Linked DNA regions of Homo sapiens: region 2 is linked to region 1. A link is an interaction called in ENCODE POLR2A ChIA-PET data of the cell type or tissue named here. Cell type or tissue: B cell. All regions are shown on one strand. Each heading gives the region's core, and the rest is flanking DNA. Links, peaks and the distances in the headings are about the cores only.

Evidence for each region. Peaks named below come from ENCODE experiments on the same cell type or tissue, not always from the same donor. Only the 100,000 strongest peaks of a DNase experiment are listed, where the experiment ranks them.
Region 2: POLR2A ChIA-PET joins it to region 1 with 5 read pairs; 4 of 35 experiments call an interaction of 5 or more read pairs at or near these places.

What each region holds. Positions count from the first base shown.
Region 1 is chr19:42,384,150-42,389,520 of GRCh38, forward strand. CNFN (cornifelin) reads right to left here. Exons shown (of 4, transcript NM_032488.4): 2 at 4,777-4,890; 3 at 3,191-3,327; 4 at 2,870-3,093. The coding sequence starts at 4,888. The coding sequence ends at 3,004. Among named protein-coding and RNA genes, the nearest start is that of CNFN, 3.5 kb to the right of the region's middle. RefSeq lists silencers at 3,056-3,235, 3,256-3,435. In B cell, for the core only: a CTCF peak has its summit at 3,037; a DNase peak (open chromatin) is centred at 3,182; H3K4me3 peaks cover 746 bases; H3K27ac peaks cover 621 bases; H3K27me3 peaks cover 580 bases.
Region 2 is chr19:42,515,710-42,521,080 of GRCh38, forward strand. CEACAM1 (CEA cell adhesion molecule 1) reads right to left here. Exons shown (of 9, transcript NM_001712.5): 5 at 3,239-3,526. The region is part of intron 2 of LIPE-AS1 (LIPE antisense RNA 1); the gene reads left to right. Among named protein-coding and RNA genes, the nearest start is that of CEACAM1, 10 kb to the right of the region's middle. In B cell, for the core only: no CTCF peak of the experiment used is centred there; no DNase peak of the experiment used is centred there.

The DNA.
Region 1 (5,371 bases), core at 372-5,371:
GTGAGCTGAGATCATGCCACTGCATTCCAGTTTGGGTGACAGAGCGAGATTGTCTTAAGAAAACAAAAAACAATGATTTTGTTTTGTTTTAAGACAGGGTCTCTCTCTGTCACCTAGGCTGGAGTGCAGTGGCGTGATCACAGCTCACTGCAGCCTTGACTTTCTGGACTCAAGCAATCCTCCTGCCATAGCCTCCAGAATAGTTGGAACTATAGGTGTGAGCCACATGCACAGCTAATTTTTTTTTTTTTTTTTTTGAGATGGAGTCTCGCTCTGTCACCCAGGCTGGAGTGCAGTGGTGCAATCTTGGCTCACTGCAAGCTCCGCCTCCCGGGTTCATGCCATTCTCCTGCCTCAGCCTCCCGAGTAGCTGGGACTACAGGTGCCCGCCACCATGCCCAGCTAATTTTTTGTATTTTTATTAGAGACGGGGTTTCACTGTGTTAGCCAGGATGGTCTTGATCTCCTGACCTCGTGATCCGCCCACCTCAGCCTCCCAAAGTGCTGGGATTACAGGCGTGAGCCACCGTGCCCTTGCCCAGCTAATTTTTAAGAATGTTTTTCTTTTTCTTTTTCTTAGACAGGGTCTCATCTTGTGAGCTCATTGCAGGCTTCACCTTCTGGGCTCAAGTGATCATCCTACCTTAGCCTCTCAGTTAGCTGGGACTTCAGGTTCACGTCACCATGCCCAGCTAATTTTTTTCTTTTTTTTGAGAAGGAGTCTTGCTCTGTCATCCAGGCTGGAGTGTAGTGGTGCAATCTCGGCTCACTGCAACCTCTGCCTCCCGGGTTCAAGTGATTCTCCTGCCTCAGCCTCCCAAGTGCGGGGATTACAGGCACCCACCACCATGCCTGATTAATTTTTGTATTTTTAGTAGAGAAGGGGTTTCACCATGTTGGCCAGGCTGGTCTTGCACTCCTGACCTCAGGTGATCCACCTGCCTCCGCCTCCCAAAGTGCTGGGATTACAGGCATGAGCCACCACGCCCCGCCTCATGCCTGGTTAATTTTTGTGTATTTTTTGTAGACACAGTTTTGCCATGTTGCCCAGGCTGGTCTCAAATTCCTGGGCTCAAGCGATCCTCCTGCCTCAGCCTCCCAAAGTGCTGGGATTATAGGCGTGACTGCTCCTGGCTCAAAAATTTTTTGTAGAGGCCGGGCGCAGTGACTCATGCCTGTAATCCCAGCACTTTGGGAGGCCAAGGTGGGTGGATCACGAGGTCAGGAGATTGAGACCATCCTGGCTAACACGGTGAAACCCTGTCTCTACTAAAAAATACAAAAAATTAGCCGGGCATGGTGGCGGGTGCCTGTAGTCCCAGCTACTCGGGAGGCTGAGACAGGAGAATGGCGTGAACCTGGGAGGCAGAGCTTGCAGTGAGCCAAGATTGCGCCACTGCACTCCAGCCTGGGCGACAGAGCGAGACTCCATCTCAAAAAAAAAAAAAAAATTTTTTTTTTCGTAGAGATGTCTCGCTGTGTCGCCCATGCTAGTCTCCAAATCCTGTCCTGAAGTGATCCTCCTGCCTCAGCCCTCCGAAAGCATTGAGATTAGAGGCAGGAGCCAACACATCCAGCCCACAGTGATTTGAGTTCACACTTTGGCCTTTCCCTGTGTACCATCTCTTGTTCTCACAATAGCCATATGACATGCTAGGGACTGTTAGTCCTATAGGGGGAATCAGGTTCAGAAAGGTTTATGAATTCACTAAGATAACACAGCTAAATGGTGAGGAGTCAAGATTAGATCCCAGGTCTGTCCAATTTTGAGACCTGAACATTTTTTGATCTGCTGTTGGTTGCTTTTGCAGGAAAGAGGGTTGATTGAAGTAGACAGTCCCTAAAAATTCCTTTTTAGGCCAGGCGCGGTGGCTCATGCCTGTAATCCCAGCACTTTGGGAGGCCAAGGCGGGAGGATCACCTGAGGTCGGGAGTTCGAGATCAGCCTGACCAACATGGAGAAACCCCGTCTCTACTAAAAATGCAAAATTAGCTGGGGATGGTGGCGCATGCCTGTAATCCCAACTACTCGGGAGGCTGAGGCAGGAGAATCGCTTGAACCCGGGAGGTGGAGGTTGCAGTGAGCTGAGATCACAACATTGCACTCCAGCCTGGGCAACAAGAGCGAAACTACGTCTCAAAAAAAAAAAAAAAAAAAAGGTCCGGGTGCGGTGGCTCACTCCTGTAATCCCAGCATTTTGGGAGGCCAAGGCAGGCGGATCATGAGGTCATGAGATTGAGACCATCCTGGCTAACACGGTGAAACCCTGTCTCTGCTAAAAAAAAAAAAAAAAAATTAGTTGGGCGTGGTGGCGGGCACCTTTAGTCCCAGCTACTCGGGAGGCTGAGGCAGGAGAATGGCGTGAACCCGGAGCTTACAGTGAGCCAAGATCGCGCCACTGCACTCCAGCCTGGGCAACAGAGTGAGACTCCGTCTCAAAAAAAAAAGAAAAAAAATTCGTTTTTAGCTCCAGAGAGCCTTAAGCTTATAAGTTCTCTGCTTTGGAGACAAAAGTCCCCCACGCCTGTTCGAATTGTGTGCAGGCCAACAGTCCATAGATATGGAGCAAGCAAGGGCGCTCTCCTGTTTTTTCTTTGAACTTCAGTGCCTCCGTCCTCCCAAGACTGACTTTCTGGTTTTGCTTATTTTCAGAATGCAGGCAGCTTCAGGCAGGGAGTCTGCAGCTAAAGAGTTAGTGGTTTTACTTTGTTAGGGTGAGGGCAACTGGGGTTTGGGAGGGATAACTTGACAAAGTCACACACTGCCTGGCGGGGTCACACGTAGGCATCTGTCTTGTCCCCACCTCTCTCACCAATCCTCTCTCTCCACCCAGATTCCTACCCTGGGACAAAATGGATGTAGGCGGAGTTGGTTTTCAGGTTTTTATTGTGGGTGTATTTCTGGCAGCGGGACAGGGGTGGTGAGGCAGTCCCTCCCAGGAGTGGCCAGAGAAGGCCAGAGGCGAGACTGGTGGAAAAGGACGGGGAAGACAGGGAACTTCCTTACTCTCGGATCTTCAGTTCCCGCGCCATCTGGCAGAGGGCGCAGGGCAGACAAAAGGTGAGGGCCGCCCAGTCGTGCCCGACGGAGCCCTAGAGGGTAGGAGAGAGCGGTCAGGAGCCCCGCGGTGGGTCCCAGGAGGCCAGTCCCCAGCTCCCTGCTCCCGCGGGTCCCCAGCCCGGCGCGCACCTGGATGTGGTAGCGCTCCCGCATGCCGGTGCGGATGGAGTGCAGGCCTCCGGGCAGGTAGGGCGCGCAGCAGCACTCGCCAAAGTCGTCGGAGATGCGGCAGGCAAGGCACAGAGGAGCAAAAGTGCCGCACAGACCTGGGCGGGGCGCAGGCGCTCAGGGGCGGGGCCAGCCGGGGCCTCCCGACGGCTCCGCCCCGGGGGGGGCGCGGTTGATTCGCCGCGGAGGGGCATTGAGGGTCCCAGCCAAGGAGAGGTCCCAGAGGGAATTAGAGGTCCGAGGAGAGGATGGCTTAGCGATTGGAAGGCAGGGTTTTTCTTTTTTTTTTTTTCTTCTTTTTTTTTTTTTTTAGAAATTGGAGGCTGGGTGCAGTGGCTTACGCCTGTAATCCCAGCACTTTGGGAGGCCTAGGCGGGAGGATCACGAGGTCAGGGGTTTGAGACCAGCCTACCCAACATAGTGAAACCCCGTCTCTACTAAAAATACAAAAATTAGCCGGGCGTGGTGGTGTGTGCCTGTAATCTCAGCTACTAGGGAGGCTGAGGCAGGAGAATCGCTTGAACCCGGGAAGCGGAGGTTGCAGTGAGCATAGACTGTGCCATTGCATTCCAGCCTGGGCGACAGAGCAATACTCCGTCTCAAAAAAAACAAAAAACAAAACAAAAAAAAAAACGAAAGAAAGAAAAAAAAAGAAAAAGAAATTAAAGTCTCGGTCTGTCATCCAGGCTGGAGTGCAGTGGTGTGATCACATGTCTCACTGTAGCCTCGACCTCCTGGGCTCAAGCAATCCTCCCGCCTCGGCCTCCCGAGTAGCTGGGACTACTGGTGTGTGCCACCACCTCGGGCTAATTTTATTTTTTATTTTTATTTTTGAGACGGAATCTCGCTCTGTTGCCCAGACTGGAGTGCAGTGGCGTGATCTCGGCTCACTGCAACCTCTGTCTCCCGGGTTCAATCAATTCTCTTTCTCAGCCTCCCGAGTAGCTGAGTTTACAGGCGCCCGCCACCACGCCCGGTTTTTTTTTTTGTATTTTTAGTAGAGACGGGGTTTCACCATCTTGGCCAGACTGGTCTTGAACTCCTGACCTTGTGGTCCACCTGCCATGGCCTCCCAAAGTCCTGGGATTACAGGCGTGAGCCACTGCGCCCGACCTATTTTTTATTTTTATTTTTGTAGAGATGGGGATCTCATTATGTTGCCCAGGCTGATCTTGAATTCCTGGCCTCAAGGGATTGTCATGCCTTGGCCTCCCAAAGTGTTGGGATTACAGGCATGAGCCACTGCACTGGGCCAGGAGCTAGGGTTTGAAGAGGGAGTTGGGGGTCACAGTGAGGAAAGCTGAGCATGCAAAGGGGAGGTTGAGGGCCTGATAAGTTGAGTGTGGGAAGGCATGAGGTAGTATCCTAAGGAGTGTTGGGGGTCTGAGGAAAGGGTGACTGTTAGAGTGGGAATTCCAAGTCCAGGGAAGGGAGGTGGGAGTGGGGTTAGCAAGCGGTGGGAGGAGGTTGGAGGTGAGCTTCCCTCTCCTGATTCCCCCCAAACCCATCTTCCACCAGGCCTGGAGAGGGAGCAGGCAGGCACTCACAGACAGGCATGTCGTTGCAGCAGTCCGTGAGACCTGTGTGCCAGTCACTGAGCTGGGTCTGGTAGCAGCTGGTGGTGGCGCACTGGGGCTGACTGGTCACAGGGTAGGACATAGCTGCAGAGGTGGGAGGGTAGGGGTCAGCTGGCAGCCTCGCAGCATCTCCTGGGCCCCGCACTTCGGCCACCCTTCCCTGTGCCGGGCAGTCTGGGCGGGGCCGCCAGGCCGCCCACTGAAGGGACACCACTGTGCCTCCCCCTTCCCTTCTGCTACATCTGGGCACCGGCAACCCCAGTCTGTCCCTGTTGCTGCTGGCTCCTGCACGTCTGGTTAGGCTGGGGGTGGGGGTCTCCTGCACATCTGAGGAAGGGTGGGGACCACATCTGGGTGGGGCCTGGCGGTGCCGCCTCCTCCTCCACGTCTGGGCCTGGGTTCTGGGTTGCAGCATTTCTGGGGCCTCTGGGGTGGAAGCAGGCGCCGTCTGTCTTCGAAGCAAGGGTGCCCAGGGGAGGGAGGCGGCCAGGTTCCAGTACTGAGAGGGTTGCTGGTCCACCCAGCGGTCCCACCTTTGCCTTTCACGTTGTCGTGCATCTCAAAC
Region 2 (5,371 bases), core at 175-5,174, 130 kb after region 1:
TGTTAATTAGATTGACTAAGAAAGAAAGAAGATTCAAATTACTAAAGTCAGAAATGAAAGTAAAACATTACTACTAATTCTGCAGAAATAATAAGGATTATAAGAGTACTATGAGTAATTGAATGCCAACAAATTGGATAACCTGGATGAAATGAACAAATTCCTAGAAACACAAAACCTGCCATGATAGAATCATGAATAAATAGAAAATCTGAATAGACCTATAACCAGTAATGAAAATGAGTCGATAAAAGCATTTGACAAAATTCAACATTCTTTCATGCTAAAAAACACTGAAACTAGGAATAGAAGGAAATTCTCAACATAATAAATGCTACATGTGAAAACCCCCAGCTACCATCATAGTCAATGGTGAAAGATTGAAAACTTTTCCTTTAAGATCAAGAACAAGACAAGGATGCCTGCTTTTGCCATTTCTATTCAATGTAGTATTGGAAGACCTAGACAGAACAATTAGGCAAGAAAAAAAAAGCATCTAGATTGGAAAGAAGTAAAATTATACCTGTTTGCAGAATACACTAACTTATATATAGAAAACCCTAGAGATTCCACAAAAAAACTGTTAGAATAATAAATTTAGCAAAGTGGCAGGATACAAAATCCACATGCAAAAATCAGTTGTATTTTTGTATACTAATAACAATTCAAAGGAAAATTAAGAAAAAAATTCTATTTATAAGAGCTTTAAAAATACTTAGAAATAAACTTAACCAAAGAGGTGAAAGATTTGTACCCTGAAAATACAAAACATTGCCAAAAGAAATTAAATAAGACATAAATTGAAAAGACACCCCATTTTCATGGATTAGAAGACTTAATATTGTTAAGATGACAGTACTACCCAAAGTGATCTACAGATTCAGTGCAATCTCTATCAAAATTCCAGTAATATTTTTTGCAGAAATAGAAAAATTCATTCTAAAATTTATATAGACTCTGAAGGGACCATGGATAGCCAAAGCAATCTTGAAAAAGAACAAAGTTGAAGGGCTCACACTTCCTGGTTTCAAAATTTTTTACAAAGCTATGGTAATCATCACACCTGTAATCTTAGCACTTTGGGAGGTGGAGGCGGGTGGATTGCTTGAGCTCAGGAGTTTGAGACCAGCCTTGGCAACATGGTGAAACGCCATCTCTACAAAGAAAAGCAAAAAAACAAAACAAAACAAAAAAACCCAAACAACAACAATAAAACAAACAAACAAAATCCAAAAGCTACAGTAATCAAAACAGTATGGTACTGGCAAAAAGAAATAGAAACCAGTGGAATAAAATATAGAGCCCAGAAAGAAATGTTTGCATACATAGCCAAATGTTTTTTGACAAGGGTGCCAAGATCATTCAGTGGGGAAAGGATAGTCTTTTCAACAAATGGCATTGAAGAAACTGGATATCCATGCAAAAGAATGAAATTGAACCTTTATGTAACACCATATATAAAAATTAATTCAAAATGCATAAAAGACCTAAATGTAAGAGCTAAAACTATAAAGCTCTTGGAAGATAGAGTGAAAACTTTGGAACATTGAATTTGGCAATGATTTCTTGGCTATGACACTAAAAGCATAGGCAACGAAAGAAGAAGTAGAGAAATTGGACTTAATGAAAATTAAAAGCTTTTGTGTATCAAAGCACATTATCACAAAAGTGAAAAGACTTCTTATAGAATGGGAGAAAATATTTGAGAATCATATATCTGATAAGGGATTAATATCCAAAATATATAAAGAACTACTGCAACTCAACCAAAAATCCCCAAACAACCTAATTAAAACATGGGCAAAGGACTTGAATAAACATTTCTCCAAAGAAGATAAATGGCAAATAAGCACATGAAAAGATGCTAAATATTGCTAATCATTAGGGAAGTGCAAATCAAAACTCCAATGATATACCACCTTATAACCATTAGGATGGCCATTATAAAAAACAAAACAAAACCAGAAAGCAACAAATGTTTTTGAAGATGTAGAGAAATTGGAACTCTAGTGCATTGCTGGTGGGAATGTGAAATGGTATAGCCACTGTGGAAAATGGTATGATGGTTCTTCAAAATTAAACAGGATTACCATTTGATCCAGCAATTCCACTTCTGAGTATCTATTTAAAAGAACTGAAAGCAGGGATTTGAACAGATATTTGTATACCCATGTTTGTAATAGCATTATTCATAATAGCCAAAAGGTGGAAGCAACCTAACTGTCCATAGATGGATGAGTGGATAAGCAAAATGTGATGTATCTATCTACACAGCATAATATTATTCAGTCTCCAAAAGGAATGAAATTCTGATACATTCTACAACATAGATGGAGCTTGAAGACATTGTGCTAAATGAAGTAAGCCAGACACAAAAGGACAAATATTGCATGCTTCCATCTGTATGAGAGGTACTTAGAATAGTTAAATACGGGGTGGGCAGAGTGGCTCATTCCTGTAATCCCAGCACTTTGGGAGGCCGAGGCTGAGACCAGGAGATTGAGACCAGCCTGGGCAACACAGTGAAACCCCAACTCTACAAAAAAACTTAAAAACTTAGCCAGGCATGGTGGTGCAACCTGTAGTCCCAGCTACTCTGGAGGCTGAGGTGGCAGGATTGCTTGAACCCAGGGGATTGAGGCGGGAGTGAGCTTTGATCACACCACAGCACTCCAGCCTGGGTGACAGAGTGAGACCCTGTCTCAAAACAACAAAACAAACAAAAAAACCCAACCAACCAAAAAAAACCAACTAAGTATATGTATATTTGATTCAGAGCCTGAGCTCTTTTTTTTTTTTTTTTTTTGAGACAGAGTCTTGCTCTGTTGCCTAGACTGGAGTGCAGTGGCACCATCTCGGCTCACTGAAAGCTCCGCCTCCCAGGTTCACGCCATTCTCCCGCCTCAGCCTCCCGAGTAGCTGGGACTACAGGCGCCCGCCACCATGCCCGGCTAATTTTTTTTTGTATTTTTAGTAGACACGGGGTTTCACCATATTAGCCAGGATGGTCTCGATCTCCTGCCCTCGTGATCCGCCCGCCTTGGCCTCCCAAACTGCTGGGATTACAGGCGTGAGCCACTGTGCCCGGCCTGAGCTGAGCTCTTAACCACTTTGCAATTCTGTTTGCTATAATGGTCTCTTCATTGATATTCTGCCTCCTGTGAGTTTTATCCATTTTGCACACCATTGACAGAGTAATCCTAGAGGGACATATAGGAAGGGGTGAGGAGTCACTTACAGTTTACGTTCAGCATGATGGGGTCGCTTTGGTTCTTACTGATTGGGTTGAAGACCTCACACCAATACGTCCCAGCATCCTCCCTCTTGACAGGGTTTATGCTGAGGGTGGTGTTGCCCTGGGACAGCTTCATCCTCTCCGAGGACGGGAGACTCTGGTTTTTGAAGAACCAACGGATGGAGATTCCAGTGTCATTTGTGGAGCAGGTCAGGTTCACAGAGTCCTTATCTCCTGTGACTGTGGTCTTGCTGGCTTTGATTTGGGGCTTTGCTACTACTGGACTTAGCTCTGTGGACAAGCAGAGTATCTGAGATAACCTACTGAGAATAGGGTTGGGGCCTGGGGCCTAGGGCTATGCTCCTTTCCCTGAGATTTTAGCCAGCTCTCAGGTCCCACAGTGAGCTGTGCAAAGGTCACCAACCAGGGGATAGCCCTGACCCTCTGCAGAAGGTCGAGTGTCTTTGTTCAGGTGATGAATTGTAAGGAGAGGGCTGCACCTCCCTCCTGACCCCAGATCGTCTCAGAGTGACCCTCTGGATATCTCTATATCTCCACTTGGAATCTTCTTCTCAGCGCACAGACCGAGCAACCTCATCATCAGGTAGAATGTTTTTCCCACTGACTTTTTTTTTTTTTTTTTCAGACGGAGTCTCGCTCTGTCACCCAGGCCGGAATGCAGTGGCATGATCTCAGCTCACTGCAAGCTCTGCCTCCCGGGTTCAAGCCATTCTCCTGCCTCAGCCTCCCGAGTAGCTGGGACTAAAGGCATGTGCCACCATGCCCAGCTAATTTTTTGTATTTTTAGTAGAGACGGGGTTTCACCATGTTAGCCAGGATGGTCTTGATCTCCTGACCTCATGATCCACCCGCCTCAGCCTCCCAAAGTGCTGGGATTACAGGCGTGAGCCACTGTGCCTGGCCTCCCACTGACCCTTTCCTGGAGCTGTGATCAGGCATCCTTCCTGTGACTGTCACTTTACATACAAAAGGGAAGGTAGTGTTTTTTTTCATTAAATAATTTTTTAGGGAATGATGATGCCCCATCCAGTCTTCATGACCTTACTATCTGGAGTTCCAATCCGAAGGATTTCCCACTGTAAAGAGGAGTTTTACTTCCTGGTCTGTGGATAGAATATCACGGTGAAGGAGATTCCTAGAGTAGGCACAGTGTTAACAAAAGGCTGATATTCTTACCTTCTCTACAAATACACGCTGTTTGGCATTGCCCATTCTCTCCAATGCAGAGCCCCTGTGGCTGAATCTCCCGATTTCTCCAAGTGTGGGTCACTCGCTGTGCTCTGTGCTATCCCATGTGCTGTGCCCACAGCCTCATACAGCTGGTGACTTCAGAGCCAGGACAAGCTCAGGGAGGCAGCCTGACCCAGGGGAGGCTCAGGTGTTGACTGCCTTTATTTATTTATTTATTTAGTTTTTGAGACAGAGTCTCTCTGTGTTGTCCAGGCTGGAGTGCAGTGGTGCCATCTCGGCTCATTGCAACCTCTGCCTCCCAGGTTCAAGTGATTCTTGTGCCTCAGCCTCCCTAGTGGCATGCCTAGTGGCATGTGCAACCATGCCTGGCTAAATTTTTTTTTTTGTATTTTTAGTAGAGATGGAGTTTTGCCATGTTGGTCAGGCTGGTCTCGAACTCCTGACCTCAGGTGATCCTCTCACCTCGGCCTTCCAAAGTACTGGGATCACAGGCATGAACCACAGCGCCCAGCCATTGACTGCCATCTTGATTTAGCTGGATTCATGACAGGCCACCTGGACACCTTCTGCACACACCTGCGTCCTACCCCACATGGGGTCAGGGCAGAGCCAATCACCGGGCAAGCCGGGAGTAGAGCAGGGAGCAGAGTCTGAGCTGCTCATCCCTGATGAAGGGCATTTCCTTCTCTCATTTAGGGAAAACTATTGTGAGTCTGTTTTAAAACCTCACATATTCCTTATATCTCATGGAATAGGTAAAAGAAGGCCAAGAAGTTACAGAAAGGGACATGTTAGTGACAGAAGCAAATTGACCTTGAGGACCCTTTCTGCTTCCCCCTCTGTGAAGCCCCTCCTGCTACACGGGGCTTTCTGGGGCTGAGAGAACCCCCTCCCCACATTCCAGGCTGGACCTAAGGTCAGCTG